Linked DNA regions of Mus musculus: regions 2 and 3 are each linked to region 1. Evidence: chromatin loops called from intact Hi-C (ENCODE). Cell type or tissue: heart. All regions are shown on one strand.

The links. A loop is a pair of places that touch in the nucleus more often than their neighbours do. Peaks named below come from ENCODE experiments on the same cell type or tissue, not always from the same donor. Only the 100,000 strongest peaks of a DNase experiment are listed, where the experiment ranks them.
Region 2: it touches region 1 in a loop (3-fold over the local background); 2 of 42 quality-filtered maps call a loop at or near these places.
Region 3: it touches region 1 in a loop (5-fold over the local background); 3 of 42 quality-filtered maps call a loop at or near these places.

What each region holds. Positions count from the first base shown.
Region 1 is chr7:71,962,083-71,964,582 of GRCm38, reverse strand. The region is part of intron 1 of 1700011C11Rik (RIKEN cDNA 1700011C11 gene); the gene reads right to left. Among named protein-coding and RNA genes, the nearest start is that of Gm36633, 1.3 kb to the right of the region's middle. In heart, a CTCF peak has its summit at 1,001 (motif pointing right); a DNase peak (open chromatin) is centred at 942.
Region 2 is chr7:70,349,739-70,352,238 of GRCm38, reverse strand. It overlaps Nr2f2 (nuclear receptor subfamily 2, group F, member 2), which reads left to right. Exons shown (of 3, transcript NM_009697.3): 3 at 1-289. Among named protein-coding and RNA genes, the nearest start is that of Nr2f2, 9.6 kb to the left of the region's middle. In heart, no CTCF peak of the experiment used is centred here; DNase peaks (open chromatin) are centred at 848, 1,358 and 2,048; H3K4me3 peaks cover 2,500 bases; H3K27ac peaks cover 2,500 bases; H3K27me3 peaks cover 974 bases.
Region 3 is chr7:71,369,955-71,372,454 of GRCm38, reverse strand. Gm29328 (a long non-coding RNA gene) reads right to left here and starts at 2,223. Exons shown (of 3, transcript XR_001778177.1): 1 at 2,032-2,223. In heart, no CTCF peak of the experiment used is centred here; a DNase peak (open chromatin) is centred at 1,464; H3K27ac peaks cover 867 bases.

The DNA of each region.
Region 1 (2,500 bases):
GAAACAGATCAAAATTCAAAGAGTGTTCTCCACTAAATAGACATCACTTTTGCATTAAAAAGGGAACAAGTAGTAGGTGCAAAGATTGCAAGACTTTGTGTTTTTGGAGACCCCTGCTATGTGCTAAGCCTTCCTAGGCAGAGCAAGTCAGGGCTTTTCCCTGCTTTAAAGCTGTGCTCTCTGGGGTCCTCAGCCTCATACAACATCAACAGCAGAGTTTTAAGAGATGGATGGTGGAGGCAGGTTTGTTAAAGGGAAGATGTCAGGGTGGTCAAGGAAGGGGATTCATATGGTATTAGCAGGCCTGGGCACTGAAGAATCCACCTTCCACTTACAAGCCGCTTGGCCAATACATTATTATATTCACCTCCCAAATGGTCACAATACTTGCACTGTACACCATGACCTAGTTCACATTTTAACTATCAGTAGTGCCAAGTACTGCAAGGCAGACATTGTATTCTTCTACCCTTCCCCTCAACTGACACCCAGCTACTAGAGAGGAAAATAGGTAAACTCAGCCATAGGTCAAAAGCATTTGCTTGTGGCTTGTTGAGAAGACAAGCGAAGACTCTGATGACTGATCCCCTCTTTTGGGGCATCCTGATACCTGTTTTGTGGATCAAATGCCCACACACTTCAAAGAACCCTGTGTCCTCTACCAGCGTTTGTAGGAAAGTTCCTTCTCTGTGAGATGCAGCTGAATTACGTGGAGAACAAGCCCTAGGAAATTGCAGTTCTGTGCCTAACCAAAGATACTACTACAAGAGCCACTGGGCTGCCTGCCTCCGGTGGGACATGCCAACAATGGCTCATATGTGACAGAGAAAGAGGCACTGTAAGCAAAAGGAACCCTTCCCTTCCTGGAGATATTGTCTTGCTCAAGATCCTGTCCCTTTCACTTAAGATCTGTTTAAACTTGGACATGAATGTCTTGGCTCGGCCTTGACACAGCTCATGTTCGACCTTTATCTGAAACGTGGGAAATCCCAGTTCAGTAGGTGGTGCTGTGTACCTTCCAGTCAGCCTCACACTGCACCCTGGCCTTGAACTAGGGCAGCCTCAGGGATGTAGAGATCACTTGTTATATTAAAGGAGACTTTAAATGTCACCACAACATCAAAGGACATGTGCTATTCTACTTAGAAGGTTTTTAGGTACACGCAGAGCCAAATAGGCTTTTTTTTCCATGCTCTTTTGGAACGAGTTATTTATATTACATAGGCATTATTTATGTGTTTGCTTATTCAGACCACAACTAAGGAAGCATCTGGATTTCTTTCTGATCTTCAGTTGCAAGGCATCAAGACAATATGTATATACACAATAAAATCTGATGTCTGCTACCTACAGTTTTCACTCTGCATTAATAAAGCATGTTAGTTAAGTACCGACCACACATTGGATGCTTGGCATTTGGGATGCATTATTGCCATAATCTTTTCAGAATTTTGTCAATTTTTTTGGCTGGGAAACAGAGGTTTTGAAATATTAAATGACTTACTGAATGTTGCGCTGCTCCACAGTGACTAAGCGGACTTTGAAACCAATGTGTTGACAGTAAGCTGAATTTCCTTTCTATTGCAATGAACTAGGGCCAGGGTTAGACAGTGGAACTGCTGATATATATAAAAAAAAATAAGGACTCATTCACTCTCACTGTGATAAGATATAAGAAGAGATGGGGCACCATGTAATTATTACAAGCAGAGAGTCCCAGAGCCTCTCTTACTGTCTCTGGACCCCATTGCTATGCTATGCTTAAATAGTTGTCTGACCATTCAACACTTCCTTTGTCTATTTGTATCTCAGTGTCTCAGTCTGTGACGTGAAGACAACAACAGCCAACAAACAATTTACAGAGATATTGTAGGAAGCAGCATCTACGGAGTGCGTGGAGTCCTCTTCAGCCGCACATAGGTTGGCATCAGAAATTTCTATTCCTGTACTAAAGCCATCACACAGAAAAGCTGTATGTGAGAAATCTCTTCCACGGGTACAGGTATAGGATAGGAAAGAGTCCAGACAGAAGAAGATTGCTGTCAACTCAAGTGACCCAGGCCTTTGTGGGACTAAAAGATTTTGACAACTAGAGGTCATAATTTCGATGGCCACATTTTTTACTTTCATTTTACATTACCTGGTCTGCTGACTCCTTTAGATTTCATCTTCCTTAACTCTTGCAAGAAGTTAATGACAGTTTTCTTACCAGTTTTACTTCATCCAGCTTTCTTTCTGCCTAAGATCCTTCCTTCCTTCCTTCCTTCCTTCCTTCCTTCCTTCCTTCCTTCCTTCCTTCCTTCCTTTCCTTCCTTCCTTCCTTCTTTCCTTCCTTCTTTCTTTCCTTCCTCCCTTCCTTCCTCCTTCCTTCCTTCCTTCCTCTCTTTCTTTCATTCTTTCTTCCTTCGATATTTATATTCGTTGATATTTTCTTGCTAATAAGTGTTAAAACAGGGATCATTCTCGAACAAAGCCTCTTATCCTCAAATATGCTTTCATA
Region 2 (2,500 bases), 1.6 Mb after region 1:
AGGCAGAGATCTTTATCTGACCCTCAGCTTCCCTCTGTAGATATATAGATATATAAATATAAATATGAATATAAGTATGTTTTACAGCACAGCATCTGACCTGTAGATGGAGGTTTTGTTGGTTGTTTATTTTCCCCTCTTGCAAGTGCTACCCATGTGAGTGTGTGAAGTTTCTCTACTAAGTAAAACACAGGCCCTTTTCCTTGTTTGCTTTGTGTTAGCTTATTGTAAACAGCCATTTGTTGTAAATTATTATTGGCATTAAATTATAATTTATGATTTTCAAAGCAAAAGACAGTCCCTGTTTTATTATGCATTTAAGTATGTGTTCTAGGCGTTGAAAAAAAATCTCTGACTCTAAGTTTCAGCGATGAGCTTGGGGGTCTTCGAGGCAGAAAAAACAGGACTCAAAATTTTTCAACGGGTTAAAATAAAACCCCTTGTATACGTTTAGAGTGGCCGGAGGAGGATCTGTTTAGAGTCTTGAGTTCGGTTTAAGTTTATTGCATTTAAAGAAAGTTTTTCTTTTCACGCTGAGTTAGAACAAAAGATCTTTGCTGCGACTGAATTAGACAAAAGACGAGGGCTGGGACCCAGCGAGTGCGTTCTGTGTGAAATTGACGAGATCTTTTTAAAAAGCTGCTAAACATGGCGACTCTTTCCCTTTAAGTGTCTCTTTTTCCTTGCTGGTTTTTTTTTTTTTCTCCCTCCTCCATCTGATCTGAGCTCGCTTTATTTCTTTTCCCAACCCCACTCCCCCTCCTCCTGGCTCTCGGTGGTGTGAGAGAACCCAGTTAGACGCGAAATGCAACAATGGTCCGAGGAGAGAGAGAGGGGCGATCGCTCCTTCTTGCCACTTTCAAACAAACCTGGGAGAAGATTGAGCTTGGGGGAGAAGGAGGGGGGTTCTAGCCAGCTCGCTTGGCTCTCGGTTGCCCTACCTCGGCCTTTCACGTAGTGCTTGGCCCGGCCGGGGGAGGGGGAGGCGGGCGGGGGGCGAGGGGCGAGGGGCTGGGGCTCAAAGTTAGCTGGCGATGTCCAGGGCTGGGTCCGTGGCGACGGCCTGGTGTAGCATCGGGGCCGGCGGCGGGGACAGGGTCCGGAGTTGGCAGCGGCTGCGGGAAAGTGCCTGGCCCCCCGCCCCCGCCCCCAACGCCTGCGCCGCAGCGTTCCGCCCTAGCCCGGGAAAGTCCTGGGTGCGGAGAGCGCCCAGCTGCTCTCCCGGGATGTGCACCGAGCGGCGGCGGGCGGGGGGTGGGGGCAGGGGGCGGTCAGGGGGAGCCTGAGCGTGTGAAAACTCTGCCTGTAAGCTCGCTTTTGACTTGGTCCTATGAGCTGAGCCAACATGGCGTCTCCCATTGCACCGCGAGCGCCGGCTGCCAGGCACCGCACGGCCGAGTAATAGAAAACACATTGGTTACCAAAAAGGAAGAAAAAAAAGGGGGGGGGGGTAGGGGGAGGACTAAGGGCCATTCGGTCTGGAGGAAGAAATCCCTCTTTTAAACTCTGGCTGGCAAGTGAGAGCAGCCCTCGATTATTGTGTAATTAAAGCAATAGCGTTTGCAGAGAAAATGTTGGTGACCCAAGACCCTAACCCCTCTTTTTTGACGCCCTCACCCCCCCTCCATATATTCTGGAGAGTTGATTTCATGCACCCTCTCCTTCAAGAATCAAATGCGAAGAATAAAAATCGGTATCCACAAACGATCTTAAGTGTTTGAATGGTATAGGGGGAGGGGGAGAAGCCAGTATTTACAGACCTGGGTCAGTTCCCCGCGCTCATTAAAGCAGACGCTGCACTGGGCTTCCAGCGGGCCGGGACCCGCTTGGAGGGGAAGGGGGAGAAGAGCTGAGAATCTCGCTTGACGTTCCTACAACTTGCTGCTTTACTCGTCAAAGTTGTGCGAAAGGTGGTTTGGATAGAGATTTGATAGAGATGTGACTGGTGGGTAGAACCTAAAAGAGGCCTAGGCCCGCTTCCATGAGGGTGGTCGCAGGGCCCAGTTCTGTGAGAGCTCTCCTAGGCCGAGCCCCTGGGTGGAGAGCATCTTCAGAAAGATAACCTCTTTCTCTAGTAGGTTTGAGAGCAGTCGAGACTGGCAGGAGCACAGATTGGCCTCCCAGAAAGTCTTCCCAGGCCTCTTCAGAGATGGGGACCCATCATCTCTAGTTAGATGGGGGAGATCATCGTCCCTGTCCAGTTCCAAACCTAGCCCGAGCCTGGGAAACCCTATCAACCACCTGGGTGGGGAGTGAGGTACTCTGAATTCCAGGCCCCGTCAAGATTTATTGAAGTTGGGTTTTAAAAAACGTGCTTCAGATGATTTTTCCCATTTTCTCGGATTTCAAAGGCTCCCCGCAGTGCGGCTGCCTAATTAATGGTGAAATTCAACTAAATCTAATTATGCAGTAATTTTAAAGCAGTTAGTGCTGGGCGTTGGTTTGTAATAGGACCCCGGTTTTTAAAAGTTTGTTGACTGTATTGGTTTAGGGGAAAGCT
Region 3 (2,500 bases), 590 kb after region 1:
AGCCTGCTTTTCTTGTCCTTTCCTCCCTCCCTCCCTCTCTCTCTCTCTCTCTCTCTCTCTCTCTCTCTCTCTCAAATCCATCAAACATACTTGTACCTAATTGTGAGAATTATCTTCCTTCTAGATATCAGGATATAAATTACCAAGTACACACACACACACACACACACACACACAATTTAAATAACAAAAAGCAATGAAGCAAGCAAACAAATCCTACTCTGATATACTTGGAGGTATAAAATGTTCTCTTTGAATTGTCTAATGAGTCAGATTAAATGAATTCTCTACATTGTGTTGAGTTATGTCCAATCAGATTCATAAGGGCAAATAGGGGTGAACCAGCCAGGGACATGACCTCCACTTGCCCCCATAATTAGTGTGTATTGTTGGGTGAGAGGGGAGAGGTGACTCAGTGGGAAACAGACCAGCTATTTAGAAGACGGCCACAAACACTTTCTGTTTTCAAAACGTCCCCCAGATACAAGCCATCAAAGGATATGAGGGAGGTAATTTTTGAAGTTCTGGTTATACCTCAGAATATTAAGGACGTTCTCAAGTCCTGCTCATAACTCAGAGTTATAAAGAAAATGCTACATAATGAAATAATCAGAGAAGTAGATAATCGTTAAGCAGAAACTCCCTTTGGCCTCCACACTAATCTGGAAGGGAAATGCAGGTTAGAGAAATCAAAGCTGCAATCTTAATTTTCAGAGCTGCGTATATCACAGGACATGGGCAAACCAGGAAACAGAGTTTGGGCAGGAGGTAGGATGAAGCAAAGAGTGTACCCTGGTGAGTGTGCCCAGGGTGGTTGATAAGGAAGTCTAAGGAATATATGGTGGGGTTTCCACTGGAGCTGCTAACTGGGAGCTACCGTTTCTGGAGCCTGGAACCTTGAGGCTTTTGCTGGTGAATTGTACTCAAAATAACCACATTGAGGTCAAGCCACCCTGGCATGAGCGACTAAGACAGCTAAACAAAACAAAGCAAACCCAAGAAAACAACCCCCCCCCAAAAAAAACCCCAGAAGCTTATGGTCTACCTACTGAACAAAACAAAATCAGCTTTGGTTAATTTACATTTGCTTAATTTCTCAAAAGTTCCCTTTCCCAAGGTGTCAACCAATCTTATTTCTAGTTCGCTTCTCTTTAGATAAACCTATTTATAAAATCCCAACTCATTGACTTCTGGCAGAGATCTGTTTTCTACGCCATGAAATACACGGTGTGCAGAAAATCCTCAGCTGTGTTTCACAGAAGCAAGTCGCTGTAAAACGGAGAGGATTGTACCTGACCAAAAGGCAACCTAAACTCACAATCCACACAAATAGTTTCCTGAAACTTTGTTTTAAAGTCAAAGGTAACCCCGGTGCAGTGGGGGAATCAGGGGCTCCTTCCCTCAGAGCTACAGTTCAGGAGAGGTATGGGAAAGGGCTGGTTTCCAACTGGGGCGGCAGAGTGCTCAGATGTCTTCCTCTCAGTTATGTTTCCTGTTACAGCAGTAGCTAGGGGGTGATCACAAAACAGGAGGATATTTATTTCCTGGTTTGGGCTGACTAATGAGCCTGTAAGAGATACTTGGGACTTCTGTGAGCTTGCTCACACTGGAATGTCTCTCAGTAGCCTGGTTCCTCTGTTCCCCTTCCTCTAATATCAGGGGAAGGTGTGTGGCCTACTGGTTCCAAACTTACAGAAAACAGAATGGAACACAACCAAGGGCTTTCAGGGCACATAACAACTGCTTCCTCATTTAGTAGCAAACTAAGGGCTTTCAGGGCACACAACAACTGCTTCATCATTTAGTAGCAAATGCAGGGGGATATGACTTCTTTACATTATGTTTTCCAAATCCTACTAAGTAATTTTCAAATCAGGGTAAAATGGGAAGGAAGCAGAAGAAAATGAAAATGCCAAAAATGAAAATTAGTTGATAAATATAATACCAGATTCACCATCTCAACCACAATAATAATGCTAAATGGCATATCTGAAATGATCCCACCAAGTCCCGTCCCTCTCATAGACTCACAGGATATCCCGTCTCCTGCAGAAACAAAACATGGAAATGAATCAGCCGATAAAGGATTTTCTCCCATTGAAGATGTTGGTGATTTTGTCCTGTGTTGGGGAAGTTGAACATTGAGATGGATATTCATAATCTGTAGAGACCTCTGCCTCCCTCCTGTGCAATGCAACTGTGTGTGTGTGTGTGTGTGTGTGTGTGTGTGTGTGTGTGTGTGTGTGATAAAGAATAGCAGACTAAAGGTAAAATGCTTTATCTAAATATGAGAAAAACTCATGCCATAGACTGACCTAAGAATTTAATTCTTTCTATCATGGGTGGTTAATCTTTTGACTGACTCCCCCAGCTGACTGCTTTTCTTTTTCTTAGGATATGTGTAGATATTAATGTAGTGTCAGTATATAGTTTACCTTTTTCTTGAGGGTACTTAAGAAGAGGATAAGCTAATAGCTCAAGGAGGTGTAGTGATGTCATA